Regions from separate parts of the Homo sapiens genome. Here regions 2 and 3 are each linked to region 1. Evidence: read pairs that join two places in POLR2A ChIA-PET (ENCODE). Cell type or tissue: OCI-LY7. All regions are shown on one strand. Links, peaks and the distances in the headings refer to the core of each region. The heading gives the core; the rest is flanking DNA.

Evidence for each region. Peaks named below come from ENCODE experiments on the same cell type or tissue, not always from the same donor. Only the 100,000 strongest peaks of a DNase experiment are listed, where the experiment ranks them.
Region 2: POLR2A ChIA-PET joins it to region 1 with 7 read pairs; 4 of 35 experiments call an interaction of 5 or more read pairs at or near these places.
Region 3: POLR2A ChIA-PET joins it to region 1 with 7 read pairs; 3 of 35 experiments call an interaction of 5 or more read pairs at or near these places.

The regions. Positions count from the first base shown.
Region 1 is chr12:92,991,551-92,999,279 of GRCh38, reverse strand. The region is part of intron 1 of LINC02413 (long intergenic non-protein coding RNA 2413); the gene reads right to left. Among named protein-coding and RNA genes, the nearest start is that of LINC02413, 4.7 kb to the right of the region's middle. In OCI-LY7, for the core only: no CTCF peak of the experiment used is centred there; a DNase peak (open chromatin) is centred at 3,529; H3K4me3 peaks cover 983 bases; H3K27ac peaks cover 1,629 bases.
Region 2 is chr12:92,841,568-92,849,296 of GRCh38, reverse strand. EEA1 (early endosome antigen 1) reads left to right here. Exons shown (of 29, transcript NM_003566.4): 10 at 6,716-6,832. Among named protein-coding and RNA genes, the nearest start is that of EEA1, 84 kb to the left of the region's middle. In OCI-LY7, for the core only: no CTCF peak of the experiment used is centred there; no DNase peak of the experiment used is centred there.
Region 3 is chr12:93,279,320-93,287,048 of GRCh38, reverse strand. All of the region lies in intron 2 of LOC643339 (a long non-coding RNA gene), which reads left to right. Among named protein-coding and RNA genes, the nearest start is that of NUDT4, 95 kb to the left of the region's middle. In OCI-LY7, for the core only: CTCF peaks have their summits at 2,432 and 2,634; no DNase peak of the experiment used is centred there.

The DNA of each region.
Region 1 (7,729 bases), core at 1,563-6,562:
TCGAAGCTGCAGTGAGCTGTAATGATGCCGCAGCATTCCAGCCTGGGCCACAGTTAGACCCTGTCAAAAAAAAGAAAAAGAAAAAGAAAAAAGAAAGGGTCACATGCATGGCAGAAGCTCGGCTGTTAGCCCTAAGGGCCAGCACTGTACAAGGAGGAATCACAATCCTGTGCTGAGTTCTAGATTTTTGGTCTGGAGACCTTCAAATTCTGAGTATTATCCCTAGACAAATGGGGGAGACCACGCCCATAGAGAGAAGTCAGGTGGCCTAAGCTATAGAGAGGAGGGATACAAAGGGAAAGAATCAGGAAGTGCCTTATCCCCACGTAGGGTCAACCAGTAGGTCTATACCAGCTTTGTGGGAAAGCTCTTAATTATTTGTCTGAGAGCTTTGTCTATGACTCTGACCTATTCAAATAGTCATTATGAACTTGAATGAAAACAAGGATATGAAAATAAAATTTGTGAACAACACAGAGTTAGAGAAAACCTTTAATGCATTGGCTTCAATAATCAAAAAGTTGAGTGTAGTTAAACCTGGATAAGATTATCAGCTCCTCACGTGCCTTTTTCCAAGTTTGCAATAAAATACTAATGAAGACCAAAAAAAAGAAATCATAAAACTCAATTCACAATACCATATACTGAGACAATGTATGAGAACTGGCTTGTTGTGAGAATCTCAGAGGAATTTCCATGAATGGCAAGGCCAAGAGTGACTAACTGAAGGAGTTAAGTAGTGGATCCCATGTGCTGATGCAGGAAGCTTGCTTGAAAGAGTGTGTCTTGGCCGGGTGTGGTGGCTCACCCCTGTAATCCCAGCACTTTGGGAGGCCGAGGCGGGTGGATCACGAGGTCAAGAGATCGAGACCATCCTGGCCAATGGGGTGAAACCCCGTCTCTACTGAAAATACAAAAATTAGCCGGTGTGGTGGCACGCATCTGTAGTCCCAGCTACTCGGGAGGCTGAGGCAGGAGAATTGCTTGAATCCAGGAGGTGGAGGTTGCAGTGAGCCAAGATCACCCCACTGCACTCCAGCCTGCCAGTGGAGCGAGACTCTGTCTCAAAAAAAAAAAGGAAAAAAAAAAAGAAAGAGTGTGTCTTTCGCCTCTGCTTTCTGCCTCTGAATCAGAAGCCCAAGACCAATCTCTACCAGAAGCATAAACAACTTCAGGTATTTAGCTTAGACTGTGTGTGTGTGTGTGTGTGTGTGTGTGTGTGTGTGTGTGTGTGTCAGAGAGAGAATTTTTTATCCTCTCCATCTAGTAAGCCAGTTTTGTGCATACCATTTATCAATGTATTTTTTGTTTCACCAAGGTTTTTTTTTTTATTATTAATAATGGAGATGGGGTCTCACTATATTGCACAGGCTTGTCTCGAACTTCTGGCCTCAAGCAATCCTCCCTCCTTGGCCTCTCAAAATGCTGGGGTTACAGGCATGAGCCACAAAGTTTTGATGCCATCTCTTTCATAAATCAATATCATGTGGTCTGTTTCTGGGTTGTTTCTATATTCTGTTCCATTGTTTTATTGTCTGTTCCTGGGCATTATCAAATTGGTGGTGGTGTTTTTTAATTACCCTGGTTTTGTTACATGTCTTAATATATGGTAGCCAAATTCTCCATTTTCCCCACTTTTTTTTCTGAAAGTTGACCTTTTTCATGTAAATTAAGTAAGTACCTCTGACCCCCAAATTTTACTGGGATTTTGGTGAGAATGGTATTAAAAATCATAGACTAGTTTGGAGAGAATGAGAGTCTTTGCAATGGTAAAGAGTCCCCACATGAGCATGCCTTCTGTCTGCATGTATTCTTTAAGTGCATCAGGACCATCAACCCAAAGTGTTGTACAGGGCCTGCTGCATCACCTGACAGGCTTTGAAATGTCAACGCAGGCTCCGCCCCACCCCCGAGCTACCGAATCAGAATCTGCTTTTTAAACATCCCCAGGTTATCTGGAGGTACGTTAAAGTTGGAAAAATACAGCTTTCGTAGAATTTTAAAGATTTCTTCAAGAGAAGCTGGGCATTTTTGTTAGGTTAATTCCTAGGTTAATAGAGCTCAGAAAGGCCTCTGGAACTCTGCTGAACTCTATTCACAATTCTAAACAGATTCTGCCAATTCTCTTGTGAGTTTTCTGTGAATATTTATATCATCTGTAAATAATGACAGCTGAGTCTCCTGACTCTCTTTCTTCTGATCTTTTTGCTTACTTATGTCTCTTGATCAAAATTCCCAATATTACATGGAAGAAAAGGTAATTTAAAAGGCCTCATAGAGGCCGGGCATGCTGGCTCATGCCTGTAATCCCAAAATACTTTGTGGGGCTGAAGCAGGACTGTCTCAAAACAATTTTTAAGACAGAACAAAAAAACAAGAGGCATCCTAGCTCATTCTCAACCTTAAAGGAAATGCTTCTAATATTTACCCAAGAAATGTTAAATTTGCTGCTGATTTTTGGCAACTTAAAAAACTTTTTATCTATTACTGGCTTTGTAAACACCTTTTTCAAAAGTTCACAATTGATTCTCATATATAAGAGAAAATCGTGTGATTTTGTCCTTTAGTACATTAAGGTGGGCTGGAATTATGGGAATGAGCCACCATGAGCCAAACATGGCTCATTAACATGGGCCAAGGCAGAAGCACAAAGTTTCTCAGGGAGATAAATTGCTCTTATTAGATGAGCTTGATAAGTATTTGGAATAAAAGAATACATACCATGGCTTCTAAGATCAAGTGTGAAAGAATACATACCATTGTTTTTTTCCCATGGTTTTTTGGTTCAATAACCTAGATAAACTTTGAAAATGATTTGTAGAGATGAATATCCTCAGCCATCCCTCATGCAGCTATTTCCATGGTATGACATGGCAATTACCTCACGGTCAAGTTCTACTTTTGTTTATTGTATCAAAACCTGATGCTCTCGACCAGGTGCGGTGGCTCACACCAGTAATCCCAGCACTTTGGGAGGCCGAAGCAGGCGGATCACTGGAGGTTAGGAGTTCGAAACCAGCCTGGCCGACATGGCAAAACTCTGTCTCTACTAAAAATACAAAAATTAGCCAGCCATGGTGGCAGGTACCTATAATCCCAGCTACTCGGGAGGCTGAGGCACAAAAATCGCTTGAACTAGGGAGGTAGATGTTGCAGTGAGCCGACATCGCGCCGTTGCACTCCAGCCTGGTCGACAGAGGAACATTCTGTCTCAAAAAAGAAAAAAAAAAGTGATGCTCTTAACTTCAATCACCACCCCTGTATAGGTGTGGTGTAGAAGACCCGGGCACAGCAATTTGATATACTACCCCCGTGCACGATCTTTTCTCTATAGTTAAAAATTCTGATCCGTAAAGCCCAGTGTGGTTTACAGTTGTGTGTGGACTGAATGGAAGCCGCTAGTCCAAAGGACACCCCATTGCTGAAATGTAATGTGCCAAGCCAGGATTGTCTGTTCTCTTGACGCAAAGCAGCTTAGCAGGGTCCTTGGCAGTCAGGCATCAGTGGGCTCTTCTCAGTTGACTGATTATGACAGTGTTGCTTCTCAGTTCCCAGTGTGCACGTGTGCTTTGCGCAGTGGTTCTTGGTTCTGCAAGAATCCACTGAAAGCCCTTGGTATAAAAATGAAAAAGAAAAAAAGAAGACTCATGCTATTTCCGGAAGTTCATAGACTTCCCAAAGCCATGATCCAAGTAGGAGTCCGTGAACTGTAAGTTAAACCCCTGGCATAGAATCAGAACACAAAACAAGGCTAGAAGCAACACAGTGTGGTTGGCTTTAGGCTTCAGTAGAGCCACAACTTGTTTTCTTGACAGTTCGTTTTTTAAGTGAATAGTTGCAGTAATAGCTGAACTAAACAGCAGAGATTTGGGGAAGTGGCAGGATGCAAGATGTGCAAAGTTGTACAGATCTGATCAGACCTTCAGCTCCTTTGAAGAATTGTACTAACAGCCCCAAACATCCCTAACCTTCTGCAGATTTATTTTTATATAAGCTTCCAGAGAATAGTCATCATGGAGTAATCACACGTGGAAGACTGCATAAGGACTATGGATGACACTCAGAGCCTTCTCAGAACTGGGCATTGATTCTAATACCAGGTTCCTGAGTATTTGTTACATCCTATGTCATGGCCATATCCATTCATTTACTCAGAGAGTCATTCATTTATCAAAAATTTAATTGATATCACCATAAAGTCTGCTGGGCCTGTTAATGATGAGTTTTTTTCTTCTCCTTTACCAGGAATTATTACCACCCCCCCCCCAAAAAAAATCCTTTGTTAGTAACGATAAGCCAAAGGAAAAAAGATCTTATTTTCATTTAACTGCTACAGCATGAGTCTTCATTCAGAGCAGAGCAGAGCATGAAAGAAAAGTAGGAAGAAGATTCGCAATTCATCTTTCATGTCTGATATGGTGGTGGGAAAAATAAAATAACAATCATGTGGGAATTTTACATCTAATCCTACTTTTAGATTTTAGGTATTGAACACTTGTGTAAATTTTAAATGCAGCCAAAATATATATACAAAGGGATAAAGGGCACATCTTTATATTTTTGGAGAAATAATGGAAGTGCTCAAACACATGCCTTTAATTACATTTTAATAGATCAAATTATTCTTTAATCAAATCCATTTGTTGTTTCAAAGAAGTAAAATAATTAAAACCATTGAATGGGACATCTTGCTATTTATAACACTAATTTATACTTTTAATTAACTTCAGAACATGTGGTTATTTTAGTTGGGCTCTGGAGTTTCCCTACCCTGCACTACTAGAAACCACCATTGACTACAGAATAGAAAATTCCAGCAAAGTACAAAGTGAATTCTTACTTTGATTTAGTCTTTCTTTTTTTGAGAAGGAGTCTCACTCTGTCGCTCTGTCGCCCAGGCTGGAGTGCAGTGACACAACCCGGCTCACTGCAGTCTCTGCCTCCCACGTTCAAGCAATTCTCTGCCTCAGCCTCCTGAGTAGCTGGGATTACAGGTGCCTATGACCACACCCAGCTAATTTTTGTATCTTTAGTAGAGATGGGGTTTCACCATGTTGGCCAGGCTGGTCTTGAACAACTGACCTCATGATCCACCCACCTCAGCCTCCCAAAGTGCTGGGATTACAGGTTTGAGCCACCGTGCCTGGCTTTTTGATATAGTCTCGTTTTGTATTTATTTGTTTTTAAAACCACGTGTAATTTTTAAATTGAGATTTACTTTTTTTCACTTTGCAGAACTATTAGTAATAGCTTTTTCAGGACCAAAGTACGAAGAAATTTGGGAAAGGACTGGTCTTTTTCTCATGCTCTGAAACCTTCAAGAATATAAAACTAAAGTATTACAGACTCCATTACGTTACTAATTGCTGGTAGCTGCTAAAATGTAACACTGTTTATGCTGATTTTCTGCAACCATGGAAAAAGTACTGACAAAAATAGGTTTTGCATAAGAAAAAAAAATAAAGTGTAGATTAGAAATGATTTATGCTACATATTCTCCTAGACCTGCATTGTCTAATATATAGCCACTAGCTTTATGTGGCTATTAAGCACTTGAAATGTAGTGATGGGGAAGAAAAACTTTTCCTCCATCTTCTTAAGTTAAATAAATTAAACTAACAAAAGACAGATTAATAAGAGAAAAGGCACACAATGTTTATTAATAGTTATGTGCATGGGAGTTCACATAATAGAAGTGAAACTCAAAGAAGCAGTTAGACTTGAGGGCTTATATACCATTTTAACAAAGAGAAAAGAGTTTGGGCTTCAAAGGATGGTAAATCATAGGGAAGTAACTACAAAATGATGAGAGAACCAATGGAAGGTAAAGGTTATTTTAGTAAGTTCTGTTTGTGCAAACTCATCTCAGTGTTGACTCCTCCTCTCCAATGATAATAGTCATTCTTCCTTTCCTGGCAGGGGAGGGTTGGAGAGGGGACCTGCACCAAGGGAAGTTTATGCTCTGATTTTAGGCAGATAAGGAGAGGGCAGAGACCTCCTTCCAGCGTCTGTTAATTCATAATTGCTTTCAGCTCAAAATAATCGTTTTGCCAAAGTGGCATATTTTGGGGTGGCTAATCTCCTTCAGTAGCAGGTCCAAATTGAGATGTGCTATAAGATTATAATACACACATAATTTTGAAGACTTAGTATGAAGACAAAAGAATATAAAATATCTCATTAATAATTTTTGTATTGGCTGAGTGTGGTGGCTCATACCTATGATCCCAGCACTTTGGAAGGTTGAGGCAGAAGGATCACTTGAGGTCAGGAGTTAGAGACCAGTCTGGGCAACATAGTGAGACCTCATCTCTACATAAAAATTTCTAAATAAAATAATTAAATAAAAAAATAATTAATAAAAAATTAAATTAAAAAGTTAAATAAGGCCAGGCACGGTGGCTCACACCTGTAATCCCAGCACTTTGTGAGGCCAAGGTGGGCGGATCACCTGAGGTTGGGAGTTCGAGACCAGCCTGATCAACATGGAGAAACCCCGTCTCTACTAAAAATACAAAATTAGCCAGGAGTGGTGGCTCATGCCTGTAATCCCAGCTACTCAGGAGGCTGAGGCAGGAGAATTGCTTGAACCCGGGGGGTGGAGGTTGCGGTGAGCTGAGATTGTGCTATTGCACTCCAGCCTAGGCAACAAGAGTGAAATTCCATTTCAAAAAAGAAAAGAAAAGTTGAATTAAAAAATTAGCCAGGATTGTGATGTGTGCCTGTGGTCCCAGCTATTCAGGAGGCTGAGACAGAAGGATCATTTGAGCCCAGGAGGTTGAGGTTACAGTGAGCTCCACTGCACTCCAGCCTGGGTGCCAGAGCAAGATCCCATCTCAAAATAATAATAATAATTTTTATATTGATTATGTATTGAAATTATACTTTTGATAAACTGAGCTAAATATGTATTATTAAATTAATTTTATCTGTTCCCACTTTTTAAAATGTGGTTACTATTACAACATTTAAAATAAAATGTGGCTCATATTATACTGCTGTGAGTCAGTGTTGTCCTGGATAGTAAATAAATGACTCAAGCAAAGAGTGTATTTGGTTTCTAGTAGGGTGGTCTTCATCATCAGGCAGACAGCAGATGTTAGCTAATTTACTAGAGCAATTGCAATTTAAACTCAGAAGTAATTTAAACAATACAGAGACCTCCTGGGATGCTTGGACAAGTGGAGAGTATTTTTGTTCTTGTATTTGTTATTTTAAACTTTCAATGATATATTGGTAGACTGAGGTGAAACTTTTCATATCCACTTCAAAGACAGCCCTCAGTTCTTTAGAATGTAAGATAAGAACAATAAATCTTGAGGTGAAATGATAGAAATAAGATCAATTTAAATAGTAGGGGGATCTGATGAAATGCAGTTAACTTAAGAGCATTCCCTGGTGTCCAACATCCATATAAAAAAGGTCACCATTTATGGAAATGCAAGGTAGTAAATATTACCTCCCAGGCATCAACCTAAGAATTGAGTGAGGGATTGAGATTACTAATAATTAAGACAAAAAGTATTATTTTGCACTAGCCCCCATCTGCTGATTCTCGGAGCTTTTCCGAATCTTTCTTGATGACTTAAGATGGCTGTGGGGATGACTGTGAATGAAACCTGAGGAATTTTTTTGCCCCACATTTTCTCTTGGTTTCTCAATCCTGTAAGGGCTCCCGGTCTTTTCCAGGGTATTTTAGGACCACAGATTGCCACCTATGACCTGCCTG
Region 2 (7,729 bases), core at 1,416-6,415, 150 kb after region 1:
TGTCTGCCTATTGGTATTTCTCAAATTAAAAAAAAATACACTCCCTTTTGATTAAAAAATATCTTAAATGCTATTTGAAATTTTAAAATAAATGTATTATGGTGACTAAAACAGAACCAAATTAATGTCAGTTTTAGGAATATGTATTTTAAAGTTGAGTCCTCTCTGACTTATTCCAGCTGCAAGTTTTGGAGTTATGCATATACTTTTTAAACAAATAGAACATTAACAAGGAAAATAAATTTACATGTTTACTTGCATTTAAAAAAAATACAGGCTGAGTATGGTGGCTCACCTCTATAATCCCAGGACTTTGGCAGCTGAGGCAGGCAGATTGCTTCAGTCCAGGAGTTTAACCAGCCTGGGCAACATGGTGAAATCCTGTCTCTATAGAAAGTTAGCCAGACGTGCTGGCACGTACCTGTACTCCCAGCTAGGTGGGAAGCTGAGGTGAGAGGATTGCTTGAGCCCAAAAGGTTGAGGCTGCAGTGAGCCATGATCACACCACTGCACTCTAGCCTGGGCGATAGAGGCAGACCCTGTTTCAAAAAAAAAAAAAAAAAAAAAAAAAAAAGGTGAGAATATAATATAACTTGCTAATGGGAAGACATTTCTAAGTAACATTTAGGAGTTACTCTAATTTAAGAATTACTCATTTCTAAGTAATATTTAAGAGTTACTCTAATAAATTCTTATTTAAGAATTTTTAGTGTTTTATGAATTTATATTTCTATTGTAGATTAAAATACCTTTATATCTAAGGAGAATAAGTCATTTAAGATGAAAAAGCTATGATTAGAGTTTTTTTGTTTTTCTTTATTTAACAAATTATTTTTGGTAGAGATGGGGTCTTGCTATGTTGCTTAGGCTGGTCTTGACCTCCTGGCCTCAAGCAGATCCTTCTGCCTTAGTTTCCCAAAGTGTTGGTATTAAAGATGTGAGTCACCACACCCATTCTATGACTAGAGTTATGAAAGATAGGGAGGTGAAAGAATTTAGTGTCTCCCTCCATCGTCTCCTCCTGCAAACAGGGCTTTGTAAGAAATGGTGATTTTTTTTTTTTTTCTAGAAAAGGTATTTCTAGGAAAGAAGGAAAATGGCTTAGAAATCAGTTCTTCGTGTTTTCATTTAAATTTTCATAAAAATTTATCTTTTCAAGTATTTGGAAATAAATTTAGAAAGGAACTTATTTGTGCTGAGTAACTGAATAGGTGATTTAATATTTCATTATATTTTTAATAAAATAATAATACTTATTACCTATTTAATTAATAGATATGTAGTGATGAATGAGACCTTGGCTATGTTAAAATATTTTGAATAACTTTAGGAAATGGTAACTTAAGAGTCAGAATAATATTATTATTAGAAACAAACTCTTACTCTTTTGAGCACCAGTAGGTTTTGGATACTATGTTAGGCACTTAAAACGTGGTCGCATTTGTTTCTTATAACCCTGTAAGTTAACTATTAAGTATGTTTTACATGTGAGGAATCTGAGAGGCAATGAGATTAAGTAAATTGTTCAAGGTCACACCTAATATAAAAGCTAGGGTTGGAACTCAGGTTTTGTCCAAAGCCTGTGTCATTCCCTTTTTATTATGTTGTCTCCTAATTTAGGTGGTCTGATGATTGCCTTTTAAGTAAATTTGTGCTATTAATCTTGTCCTAAAACTTATTGTTAATTACTTTTCTAATTTTGCCATATTGTGTGTTGTAATATTTGTATTGGGTAATAGCTTAAAATACTTTTGAGTTGTGTCATACCATTTCCATATGAAAAAAATTACTAATTACTTCATCTCATTTATTTGTTTATAACTGCATTTGTTTTTTAGCTTTTCCTTAATCTGAATATATGACGTTTTATTAATTTATTAAAATTCAATTCTAGTTATTTTCAATTAAGTATGTTAGTGAATTATAGGACTTAATACAACAATTTTTATTATGGATGTTGCTGTTTTTACCAAACCTAAATATTGGCATCAGAAACAAAACACATACAAAGGAATTAAAGAAGCTAAAAATTTATTTTTAAGGGCCAGGTGCAGTGGCTCACACCTGTAATCCCAGCACGTTGGGAGGCCCAGGCGGTGGATCACCTGAGGTCAGGAGTACAAGACTAGCATGACCAACACAGTGAAACCCTGTCTCTACTAAAAATACAAAAAATTAGCCGGGTGTGTGGTGGCGCATGCCTGTAATCCCAGCTACTTGGGAGGCTGAGGCAGGAGAATCCCTTGAACCCGGGAGGTGGAGGTTGCAGTGAGCCAAGATCATGTCACTGTACTTCGAACCTGGGCAGCAGAGTGAGACTCTGTCTCAAAAAAAGAAAAAAAATTAAAATCTCAAGTAAACATTTATTTCAAACAAAATTAATGGCAATTTTAGGAATATGTGTTTTAACATTTAGCTCAAATAAATGTTTATTTGACTAGTATACCTAGTTGGGGCTGAAGATACATAATCTGGTGTACATTATTAACTATGTATGTCCTTGTGTTTATTATTTTCATTGAATGCATACCTTATGAATTCATTGACTTCTTTTTGCCTGGGTATTTTTGAAGGCATATAGAAAATATCTCATTCTAAAGCATTTGAAAATTCTTTATAGATAATTGGCTGTTTTATGGATTGGAAATTGAGGATTTAAAGGTTAAAAAGTATATTTATACAAATCTACATTATTGAAAATATCTAAGCTGTAATCAACTTATATTTGGTGTAGTATTTAATGGAAATGATTTTTAAAGAATTTTACTTTTTTCCAAATAAACTCATTGAATCCCAGTTTTAAGTGCTAAAATGTTCATGTAGATATGGAATAAGTATGATTATACCCATGCATAGCTATGAAAGTATTTAAATATCTTTTAAAGTATGCTTCTTTAAGAGACTAGATGTGTAGGCATGTTTGGTCATTTTAATTATGTGCTCAGTGTGTACTTTTGTCAGTCTTGTCTGCCACCTTTCATCCACCATTTTGTTATTACTTTTTCTGCTTTCTAATGGAGATGCTTAAACTTGAGGTAATGTGATTTTGGGAGGCTTTTTAATATTAATAATACCCTTAATGTGTCACCTTCAATTGTTATATGGCAATTTTATGTTTTAAGGCAATCTTAGAGCTTTGAAGACATGCTCATTTTTGTTTTGCTAATCATGCATAGCTTCAACCATTTTAAAATGATTATTTACTTATAGTTGTAGCATATTAAAACAATAATTTTAATTCTAATGCACCAGCAGGATGTTTGCTTGAAATATCTTTCCTTATTTTGTAAAGTTTTTTAGTAAAAATTCAGTATTGAATTCAATAACATTTCAGAAAACCAAGGAAGTGCAAACTTTTTATAGGATCTAATATATTGTTTCCTTGGAAATAAATATCTATTATCTCTTTGGAGGTATAATTACTCATTCCTTTAGTGAGTCTTTTTGGGTCTTCCAAGTGTCAGGGACTACTTTAGGTGTGGGGATTAAAATACTGAATAAGACAGAATGCTTGCTCCCATAAGGCTTAATCCTTTGTGGAAATCAAACAACAGACTGTACAAGTACACTGAATCATGATAGAAAGCTAGGTAATAATAAGGGCTGCGAGGAAGAAAAATAAAGTGCATATGGGCGGTAGTGGAAGTGGGAATACTTTAGAACAGTTTTAGAGTTGTCGGGGAAGATCTCATGGAGGATATGTGTGAGAAGAATGAAATAAGCAAGAGTCAGAGTTAAGCAGTGGGAGCTAGGATTCCCAGGAGAAGGTTAAAGTCCAAGGCACATACAATCTTGGCCTATTAGAGAAGAAGGTCAGTATGAATAGAGATCTTTGAACTTCACCCATAGTGATATCTGAAGAGGGATTGTATTTACTTTTTGTCTTTTGTAATTATTGTCTGTCTTTAATCTTTATTTTTTCCCCAAATATAAACATAATATGTGATTATTGTAAAAGATTAATGATTCATAATGTGCAATAGAAAAGGGGAAGCCTTTCCAGAATTCACTCTCCTCACTCCTCTTCTTCATAACTAAAGTTGGCCTCTGGATGTATAAGTCTTCCCAAATCTTTCCTTATTGTCCCCTTGAGTAAATTTTAAAGTTTCAAGTGCTGGAATTTATCTATATAAAAATTTTAGTTTTCACAATATCCAAATTTGTTGTACAAAGTGTAAATGATACACTTAATGTCCAGTTTTTTAGTTGTTAACCTTATACAGTAAGAGCATATCTAAAAGCTATAAAATAGGATACAAAAAAGCTCTAAAATAGGATATTTTGGAGTGTGTTTGCTTTACATTTTCCTTATTTAATAAGGAAAATTCTATTCTTATTCTTACTAGAAATTCTTATTTCTACATGTTGGAATTTATCAGCAAGATAGACCTTACACTTGGCTTAATAAATTTTATGAACTTCAATATGAAATCATGATATTTAATGAGATATACACATAATTTGCATTTTAATATATACTGTTATTATTTCTGTGCGTTATGTGCCAGGAACCTGTGCAAATTTTTTTGATAAGATATTTACAAGTAGGGATTTAAATGTGATATTTTATTTTGTAATAAATTGGCATTTTTGCTATATGATTAAAACATAGTGAGTTAAAATAGTCAAATTGTTACCCTACTAACAAAATAATTTTGGGATTCAAAATTATTAGAAATAGTAATTTGAAATAAACTCACAGTAGCTAAATCCATTTCAAGGTTACATGTTCAGTTTAAGACAGATGGTTTTAGGGTAGGCCTTTAACTTGAGTGTAGTTGAAAATACATGAATATTTCAACATTTTCTTCTTTGAATTGTATAAGATTATGTATATATTAACATATCAGCTGTTACATATGATACTGAAGCACTGTGTATAAGGTGTAACAATATGGTAATGTTACAGATTGCCTTTCATTGCATCAGAATTTGTACTTTTAAGTGAATGTTTTCCCAAAAAGGTCAGGCCATGCACATATCTCAGACATATTCCATTCCTAAAAGCATTTTTGAAACTTATTTTCATTGACTTTTAGCCCATCTGGAACACACTAAAAAAACTAATTTTGTTAATTTATGGTTATTAAAATAAGCCCAAGAATTTGATCATTCAGTCCAATCGCTTACCTTCTGATTTTTAAAATAAGCCCAAGTTATTAAAATAAAATGGTTATTAAATAAAATAATTATTAAAATAAAATAAGCCCAAGTGTTTGATCTTTCAGTTCAGTCACTTACCTTGCCTATAAACTTGTTGGTTTCCAAAACTTAGAATCAAAGCCACCATAAAATGGATGAGGATACACCACCACTGAGAATCCCTTAAAAAAATAAGTTCCACACACTCTGGAAGGGTTTCCAAAAGAAGATCAGCCAATGATCTCTTAAATAATAGCATTGTTGCCGTGATAAGTTAGTAGCCTTCTGAGATTTCTCCCTTGAAGATGAAAGCACTCATTTGTAATATATGATATGAATAAGTATAAGTATTAAGAAAAAATTTAAAACTTGTATCTTATTCATATTATAAAGTTTATTCAGTAATAAAGAAATAGACACTGGAAATGATTGTAACTTTATAAATAAAGTGGAAAGTAAAGCCGATAAGCAATATTAGAAATATTAATATAATAGAAAGTTATTTTGTCAATGTCATTTGCAGCAGACCATACTTAAAAAAAAATACTTCGTCTTTCTCTGTAATGGTTCAGCTTTTATGTATTCGAAATTTATTATTTCCAAGATCTTTGCTTACCTGTCTTTGTCTTATATTATTTTTAAATGATCAAACTGTTGCTTTAGTAATAAAAAGTGATTTTCACATTTTTTAAAATATTAAAATGGGCTGGGCTCAGTGGCTCATGGCTGTAATCCCAGGAGGCCGTAGTGGGAGAGTCGCTTGAGCCCAGGAGTTGGGGACCAGCCTAGGCAACATAGTAAGACCCTGTCTCAACAGAAAATAAAAAAATTAGCTGGGCGTGATGGCACACACCTGTAGCCCTAGCTACTTGAGAGGCTGATGTGGGAGGATTGCTTGAAGCGGGGAGGCTCAGAGCTACAGTGAGCTGTGATCGTACCACTTCACTCAAGCCTGGGTGACAGAGCAAGACCCTGTATAAAAAAAAATAATAATAATTAAAATGCACTAAAGCAAGTTCATGCCTGACGGTTATACCTGACCATATAGTGATCTAGCTTAAGGAAGCTGTGTATAACTTCAGCTTGGTAACTTCTTTGGACAAAGATATTTTCTTTACAATTTAGAAAGATGATTCACTAATATCAAGCTCTGTGTTGCATGTTTGTATATACATGTCTTAAAGTAAAAGGATAATTTTATGCTATAGAAGTTGGGAGGAAATGTAGATATAACTGGCATATTATCTTTAAATTCTGGAAGATTGAAGTATAGAGTTTAAGAACCAGTAAATTTAGGTTTGCAATTTGATACTTCAGAAACTTAAAGTAGGATGCCAGATTTTCATTTTATGTATTACTAAATAAATGAAGTTATGCATCTTAGTTAAATTGTAAAAATTTGTCGTAAGCCGAAAAAAGCATAATGTGGCAGTATAGGTGGTAGGATAAAGAACAAAATTGAAAATTCCAACAACAAAAAATTTGTTTTCTTAAAACCTTTATATACTTTCATTTTTTTTATCTTTTAGACAATTTAGTTTGCTTTAATTTTTGTTTTGTTTTGTTTTGTTAGGCCACAATAAGCCAGCTAAGGAGTGAACTTGCCAAAGGCCCCCAGGAAGTTGCTGTATATGTACAGGAACTACAAAAACTGAAAAGTTCAGTTAATGAATTAACACAAAAAAATCAGGTGAGAATTTTAAAGCTATATATAATAGCAAATTGATTTTATGTATTTTAAATATTAATCTTACATACTTTAAAAAATATATTGGCATAGTACAATGTGACTTATTTTTTTTTTTTAGTGTTTAATATGTTCACATTATTGTGCAAACCAATCTCTAGAACTTTTTTCATTGTGCAAAGTTGAAATTCTATAACTGTTAACTCTGCATTACTCCTTCTCTCTAGCTCCTGGAAGCTTCCATTCTACTTTCTGTCTCTAAAATTTGACTACCCTAGGTGCCTCATATAAATAGAACCATACAGTATTTGTCTTTTAAAAATGTTGTTTTTTAAATTTTTTCAACTTTGGGTTACTACATCCAACAGTATTTGTCTTTTTGTGACTGACTTATAGTGTCCTCAAGGTTCGTTTGTGTTATAGCTTCTGTCAGAATTTGTTTTTAAGGCTGAATAACATTTTGTTGTATGTATATATGTTATTCATTCATCTGCTGATAGACACTTGGATTGCTTCAATCTTTTGGCTGTAATGCCACTTTCAACATGGCTGTACAAATATCTCTTTGTCACGTTGCTTTCAATTCTTTACCTGTAAGTGGAATTGGTAGATCATATGATAATTCTATTTTTAATTATTTGAGGAACTGCCATACTAATTTCCATAGTGGCTGTAACCCTTTTATATTCCCACCAACTGTACCAGGGTTCCAGTTTCTCTACATCCTCACCAACACTTACTTTCTTTTTCTTTTTTGAGAGTAGCCATCTTAATGGGTATAGGGTGGTGGTATCTCATTGTGGCTTTGATTTGCATGCCCCTAATGACTACGTTGTTGAACATTTTTTAATGTGCTTGCTGGCCATATGCAACAAAACTGGGTTTCATTGTTGTTATTGA
Region 3 (7,729 bases), core at 1,416-6,415, 290 kb before region 1:
AGGCTGGCCTTGAATTCCTGGTCTCAGGTGATCCTCCTGCCTTACAGGCATGAGCCACCATGCCTGGCCGTACTGCATTTTTTTTTTTTTTTTTTTTTTTTGAGACGGAGTCTCACTTTGTCTCCCAGGCTGGAGTGCAGTGGCGCGATCTCTGCTCACTGCAAGCTCCGCCTCCCGGGTTCACGCCATTCTCCTGCCTCAGCCTCCGGAGTAGCTGGGACTACAGGCGCCCGCCACCACACCCGGCTAATTTTTTGTATTTTTAGTAGAGACAGGGTTTCACCACGTTAGCCAGGATGGTCTCCATCTCCTGACCTCGTGATCCGTCTGCCTCGGCCTCCCAAAGTACTGGGATGACAAGTGTGAGCCAAAGCGCCCGGCCCGTACTGCATATTTTTAAAAAGTAGAATTTAGATTAACTAATGAATATAAAAAGCCAGAAGAGTGCCATGTTCGTGCATAAATTATGTATTGTATAAATTATATATTGAAACAGTGTTTGATTGTTTTGTGGTCTGTTTGTAGAATGAATGAAAGAAGGAGCGTCTTGTGTTAAGAGGTTGGTAGCTCTGACTAGAATCATAGACAACCTGTTTAAAGCCTTAGATTTCTGCCAACTAGTCCTAAAAATGAAAGCACAATGAATAAGAGATAGATCATGTGTTGATCTTTCTGGTCAATGTGGAAACACAAGTTTTAAAAATGAGATATATTTTACATACAGGAAAATGCACCAATTTTAAGTGAATTTGTCAACGAATTTGGACAAATGATTACACTCATGTGATTGTCACCCAAGTCAAGATATGTATAGAACATTTCCCTCACCTTGACAGTTCCTTCGTGTCCCTTGGTGGTCAATACCTGCCTTTTGCAGAGGCAACCATTGTTCTGATTTCTGTCACTAGTTATGCCTGTTGCTAAACTTTATACACATGGGATAATATAGAATATACTCTTTTGTTTCTGGGTTCTTTCAACCAAGCTGATGATTTTGAGATGTATCCATAATGTTCTGCGTATCAGTAGTTTGTTCCTTTTTATTGCTGAGTGTTTGTTATCTCATCGTATGAACATATCACACTTTTTAATCCACTCTCTCGTTGCTGGACACTTGGATCTATTACGAATAGATCTGCTATAAACACTCTTGTCCAAGTCTTTTCTTTGACTTAATTTCATTTTTCTAACTACACACCACTTTGCTCTGGCTGCTCCACATCTTCACCAACACTTGATATTGTTAGTTTTTTTTTGAGACGGAGTCTCTCTTTGTCCCCCAGGCTGGAGTGCAGTGGTGCGATCTTGGCTCACTGCAGCCTCCGCCCCCCAGGTTCAAGGGATTCTCCTGGTTCAGCCTCCTGAGTAGCTGGGATTACAGGTGTGTGCCACCATGCCTGGCTAATTTTTGTATTCTTATATTTATTTATTTATTTATTTATTTATTTATTTATTTATTTTTTGAGACGGAGTCTTGCTCTGTCGCCCAGGCTGGAGTGCAATGGCACAATCTTGGCTCACTGCAACCTCCTGGGTTTAAGTGCCTCAGCCTCCTGAGTAGCTGGGATTATAGGCATGTGCCACCATGCCCGGCTACTTTTTGTATTTTTAGTATGCACAGGGTTTTACCATGTTGGCCAGGCTGGTCTCGAACTCCTGACCCCAGGTGATTTGCCCGCCGCCTCGGCCTCCCAAGGTGCTGGGATTATAGGCGTAAGCCACCACGCCTGGCTGATATTGTTAGTTTTTAAAATTTTAGTTACTCTGGAAACAAAAATCTTTACCACCTGATTAAGCCCAAGTGATTTGCAGCAGTTATTCTTTACTATCTTTTTTTTTTTTTTTTTTTTTTAAGACGGAGTTTCGCTCTTTCCACCCAGGCTGGAGTGCAATGGCACGATCTTGGCTCACTGCAACCTCCACCTCCCGGGTTCAAGCAATTCTCCTGCCTCAGCCTCCTGAGTAGCTGGGATTACAGGCATACACCACCATGCCCGAATAATTTTTGTATTTTTTTTAGTAGAGACGGGGTTTCACCATGCTGGCTAGGCTGGTCTTGTACTCCTGACCTCAGGTAATCTACCTGCCTCAGCCTCCCAAAGTTCTGGGATTACAGGCGTGAGCCACCGCACCTGGCCTTCTTTAATATCTTGATTATTGTTAACTTTACAGTAAGACTTGAAATCAGAGCCAGGTGTGGTTGTGTGTGCCTGTAGTCCTAGCTACACAGGAGGCTGAGGCAGGAAGATCGCCTGAGCTCAGGAGCCCAGGTGCAGTGAGCTACGATCATGCCACTCACTCCAGCCTGGGCGATAGAACGAGATCCTGTCTCTAAAAAAAATTAAAAAGAAAAAAAAGGCCGGGCGCAGTGGCTCATGCTTGTAATCCCAGCACTTTGGCAGGCCGAGGCGGGCAGATCAAGAGGTCAGGAGATCGAGACCATCCTGGCTAACACGGTGAAACCCCGTCTGTACTAAAAACACACAAAAAATTAGCCGGGCGTGGTGGCGGGCGCCTGTAGTCCCAGCTACTCAGGAGGCTGAGGCAGGAGAATGGCGTGAACCCGGGAGCGGCGGAGCTTGCAGTGAGCCTAGATGGCGCCACTGCACTCCAGCCTGAGCGACAGAGCAAGACTCCGTCTCAAAAAAAAAAAAAAAAAAAAAACAAACAAAACCTTGAAATCAGGTAGTGTGAGGCAGCTAACATTCTTTTCCAAAATTGTTTTGGCTATCCTACTTCCTTTGCTTTTTCTTATATACTTTAGAATCAGCTTGTCAATTTCTGCAAAAATGTCTGGTGGAATTTTGAGTGTGATTGCATTGAATCTATAGATCAATTTAGGGAGAACTGATATTTTAACATATTGTGACTTCCAATCCATGAACACAGTGTATCCCTCCATTTGTTTAGATATTTTTTCCCCTACCATGCAAGAAATGTCAACTGCAGTTGAGCAGAAAAATACCCTGCTTGAAGTCTGCAAAGTCGAAATGATCTCTGATTCTGCAAAGTTTAGGACAAAATCCAATGATTCAACTTAATTTAATTTCTTTAAGGTCAACTTAATTTCTTCAGGTATTTATCATCAGTATATTTAAACACTCATTTGTAGAAAGGTCCTGATGGTGTGACACTTCCTAGGGTCTTAAAATGACCTTTTTCTATATCTTATCTTAAGAATTGAGGCCTGGAAAGGTTGTTTGTCTTATTTGTTTATAAATGATTCCACCAGTTACTAATGAGACAATCCTTGGAAACACATATTTGTTTCCACAAGAAACTTGACCTTTCAGTTTAAAAATACCATCTTAACTTCATCAAATTATAGCTGTGTACTAACTTGTTTTTATTTTATTGTAATCTGTAAAATTTACACTTATTGCCTAAACATTGATTTTCAGTCTAAGAGGGTCATTAGTCACAAATGTAAGATGTATTCTCAGTCTTCTTAAACACAATTCTAGTATGTTCTAGTTATTCAAAAAACCTTAAATAAAATAGAAACAAGAACAGTTGCCACAAAAAAGCAGCTTTTACCACTAAAAGTTGTCTTTTTGGATAAAAAAAGGATTGGCAGATTTTTGATAATTGGAGAAATGGAATTGTGGTTTGAATTGTTTCTTTTTCTGCTTTTATAGAAGAAACTGAAAATTTCCATAAAAGTTTATGTATCTGTGTTTTTTTTTTTTTTTTTTTTTGAGACAGAGTCTCACTCTGTTGCCCAGGCTGGAGTGCTATGGTATGATCTCAGCTCACTGCAACCTCCGCCTCCTGGGTTCAAGCGATTCTCCTGCCTCAGCCTCTCGAGTAGCTGAGATTACAGGCACGCACCACCACGTCCAGCTAATTTTTGTATTTTCAGTAGATACAGTGTTTCTTCATGTTGGCCAGGCTGGTTCGAACTCTTGACCTCAGGTGATCCACCCACCTCAGCCTCCCAAAATGTTGGGATTACAGGTGTGAGCCACCGCGCCTGGCCATATCTGTGTGTTTTTAAGGAACTTTCTAGTTAAGAGCTTTCTTCCTTCTATGAATTCAACTTTAGGAGGAGATACTTTTAATTGAAGTTTCAAAGACATATTTTTCTTATTTTTGAGATGGAGTCTCGCTCTGCTGCCCAGGCTGGAGTGCAATGGTTCAATCTCGGCCCACTGCAACCTCTGCCTTCCAGGTTCAAGTGATTCTTCCACCTTAGCCTGCCAAGTAGCTGAGACTACAGGTGCCCGCCACCACACCCAGCTAATTTTTGTATTTTTAGTAGAGATGGGGTTTTGCCATGTTCACCAGGCCGGTCTCAAACTCCTGACCTCAAGTGATCCGCCTGTCTCAGACTCCTAAAGTGCTGAGATTACAGGTGGGAGCCACCACACCTGGCCTCAAGGACATCTTTTTCTTTTCTTTACTTTTTTGAGATGGAATCTCGCTCTTTTGCCCAGGTTGGACTGCAATGGCATGATCTCAGCTCACTGCAACCTCCACCTCCCTGGTTCAAGCGATTCTCCTGCCTCAGCCTCCCAAGTGGCTGTGATTACAGGCGTGTGCCACCACACACGGCTAATTTTGTATTTTTAGTAGAGATGGGGTTTTGCCATGTTGGTGAGGCTGATCTCAAACTCCTGACCTCAGGTGATCCGCCTGTCTCGCCCTTCCAAAGTGCTGGGATTACAGGAATGAGCCACCACGCCCGGCCTCAAGGACATATTTTTCTTAATCTGAGTCTAGTACAATTAAGTATAAAGTATAAGAACTTTAAAAAATCTTTTTAAATTCAGAGTAGCAGTTTGCAAACTATTTCTGTAAAGGGCCAGATAATAAACATATTGGGCTTTGGGAGCCACATGGTCTCTGTTATGACTACTCATGGTAGAGACCATACACCAAAGCCAGCCTCAGAGGACACATAAACGAGTAGGTATGGTTCTGCTCCAATGAAACTTTTTGACTAACACAGACAAGGGGTCAGAGTTGACTTCTCTGATTTATAGGGTTTTGGGGGAATGAGCTATTATAAAGACTTTGGTAAAAGAAAACCATTCACCATTTACAGGAGGGCTCTCTCATGTCTTTTCTGGAAGCCTCAAAGTTAAACTCATCTTGAACCCAGGGTTAGTTGTCCATGTAGCTCCAGCTGTGCCACAAATTATCTGAGTGAGTTGGGAGAATTTGCTTGATACTTTATGCTTCTATTTCTTAATTTGTTTGTTCTTTTTCTTTAACTTTCTTTTAAATATTAAAAAACAATTTCTTATTTCTTATTGGGCAGCCTCTTGAGCCAGAGTAGGCTCAGAGACTCCCAATTTCTTAATTTACAACAGGAGGATGATGATAGATTTGCCTCAAATGGCTGTTGTGAGGATTAAATGGGTCAACGTGAATAAAGCACTTAGAATGCTGCCTGCCATGTAAGTTTTATGGAAGTGTTAGCTGATATTATTAGTAATCCATAATGAAAATAGAAATTAATCAGACTTTAATTTCAAACATCTTTTATAAATTGAACAAAGGTTGGTGCTATCTTTGGGAGGCTGAGGCAAGCAGATCACTTGAGGTCAGGAGTTGGAGACCAGCCTGGCCAACATGGTGAAACCCCATCTCTAGTTAAAAAAATACAAAAATTAGCAGGGCCTGGTGGTAGGCAGCTGCAATCCCAGCTACTTGGGAGGCTGACACAGGAGAATTTCTTGAGCCCAGGAGGTGGAGGCTACAGTGAGCTGAGATCGCACCACTGCACTCCAACCTGGGTGACAGAGTGAGACTCTGTCTCAAAAAAAAAAAAAAAAAACCCCCAAAAAACCCCCAAAATAGGTTGGTGTTATGATTTGAATGTTTATGTTCTCCCAAATTCATATGTTAAAACCTAATCACCAATGTGAAGTATAAGAAGGTGGGGTTTGGGGAGGTGATTAGGTTTTGAGGACAGAGCCGTAGCGAATGGGATTAGCGCCCTTATGAAAGAGGCCCCAGAAAGCTCCCTCACCCCTTCTTCCCTGTAGGGTTATAGCAAAAAGGAAGCAGTTTATGAACTAGGAAGCAGGCCCTCACTAGACACCAAATCTGCCAGTACCTTGATCTTGGACTTGACAGCCTCAAGAACTGGGGGAAATAAATTTCTGTTGTTTATTAACCACTCCTCTTATGGAATTTTATTATAGAAGTTCAAATAGACTAAGACAGTTGGAAAAATCATTTTTAGAATTAATATGTGGGAATGTAAAAGTAAATTGATCCAGCAACTCAGGCCATGCTTCTCTGTGGCAGCAATTGACTGATTAACAACTGCCTGCATCCATAGAGCATTTGTGTTCCAGCTCCTACACCCCCACCTAGCACAGTTTCTCGTTTATCTAATCTGCCTGACTTCTGTAGGCATTTGGGTTTCTGACCCTCAATCTAGAGAGACATACATTAAATCTCATTGGTATTTAATAGGCCAGGCTGGATTAGGAACCATAGTGGACCTAGCGTGGAGAAGAATATGATGTCTTCCAATCCCTACCTTCACCTGGCTTCTGTGTATTAAAACTAAAAACAATATTAAACTATACAAAAGTTCAGGCCAGTCCAACATAGTTCAGATTTTTTTCCCTCAATGTGATTTTCTGAGTGTTTTTTGGGAAGTAGGGAATTCTTTCTGTAGTCATTTTTTGGGTGCTGCTTTGTTGATATCTAACTATGGACTCAGTCTGTCTCTGGGGGCATCCTGGACACTTCCCTCCCTCCAACTTGCAGCATTTCTTTTCGCCTGGATTTCCTTGTACTCTTGCTCTGCATCCTGTCTGGAGTGTAATCTGAGCCCCAGCCTGTGTGACTGCAGCTGGGATACTCTGTTGCTTTCAACTCCCTCTCTTCCCAGGTCATAGGACCTGTTCTCCCTACCCATCTGCAGGACTAGATGCCAGACTTACGGCTGCAAAAATAATTACAAGTCCCTTGGGCAGTTGGGGCCAGGGCTCTGATATATTAGCACAAGAGCTGAGCTAGATGGTTGTGCAGGTGAAAGCCTGCAGTGACTGATTATGAGAGTGTCCCAAGAAGGCTTTGAATTTGATCATGCCCAAGGCTAGAGTCTTTGCACCTGTTAGGGATGATTCCCATTCTCCAGATAAGGACACTGATGATCTCTCAGTAAGTGGTAGAGTCTGCCTTTGAACCCAGGTCTGTGTGGTTGGTTTTGATGCTTTGTTGGGGGATGGAACATGGGCAATCACTCTTGCCTGTGAAGACAGAATAGATCACAGAGAAGACTGCATACTTGCTCAGCAGACTGTCCTTGCTAGCTTTGTCAGAACAATGGTATTAGTAACATGAGTCCTTTGGACTGTGATCAGGAAGAAGACATTTAAGGGTAACAGGTAAGACCTCTGAGTTCTTCTTTATTGCTCTTTCCTCTGACTTCTACTTGAGAAGTGTCCTCAGATTAGATTTCCTTTTCATTTTGTTTTCAACCTAGATTCTTGCAGAGAGAAGCAAACATAAGCAATCCTCTTGTTCTTGTTTCAACATGAAATGACAGTCATCAAACTGTAGGCTCTAGAGGAGCAGATTCCAAATCTGAAAGTTGTTAGCATGTTAGTCTGTTTGGGTAACTTAATTTACCTGGAGGAATCCTCCTGAAGTTTTCTTGAGCTGATTTTCCCATCATGATGAACACAGGGCCTTAAATGAAGACTTTTTGAGCAGAGGAGGAAAAACAAGAAAGGCATACAAGTGTGTGTGGGTGGCCCTATCC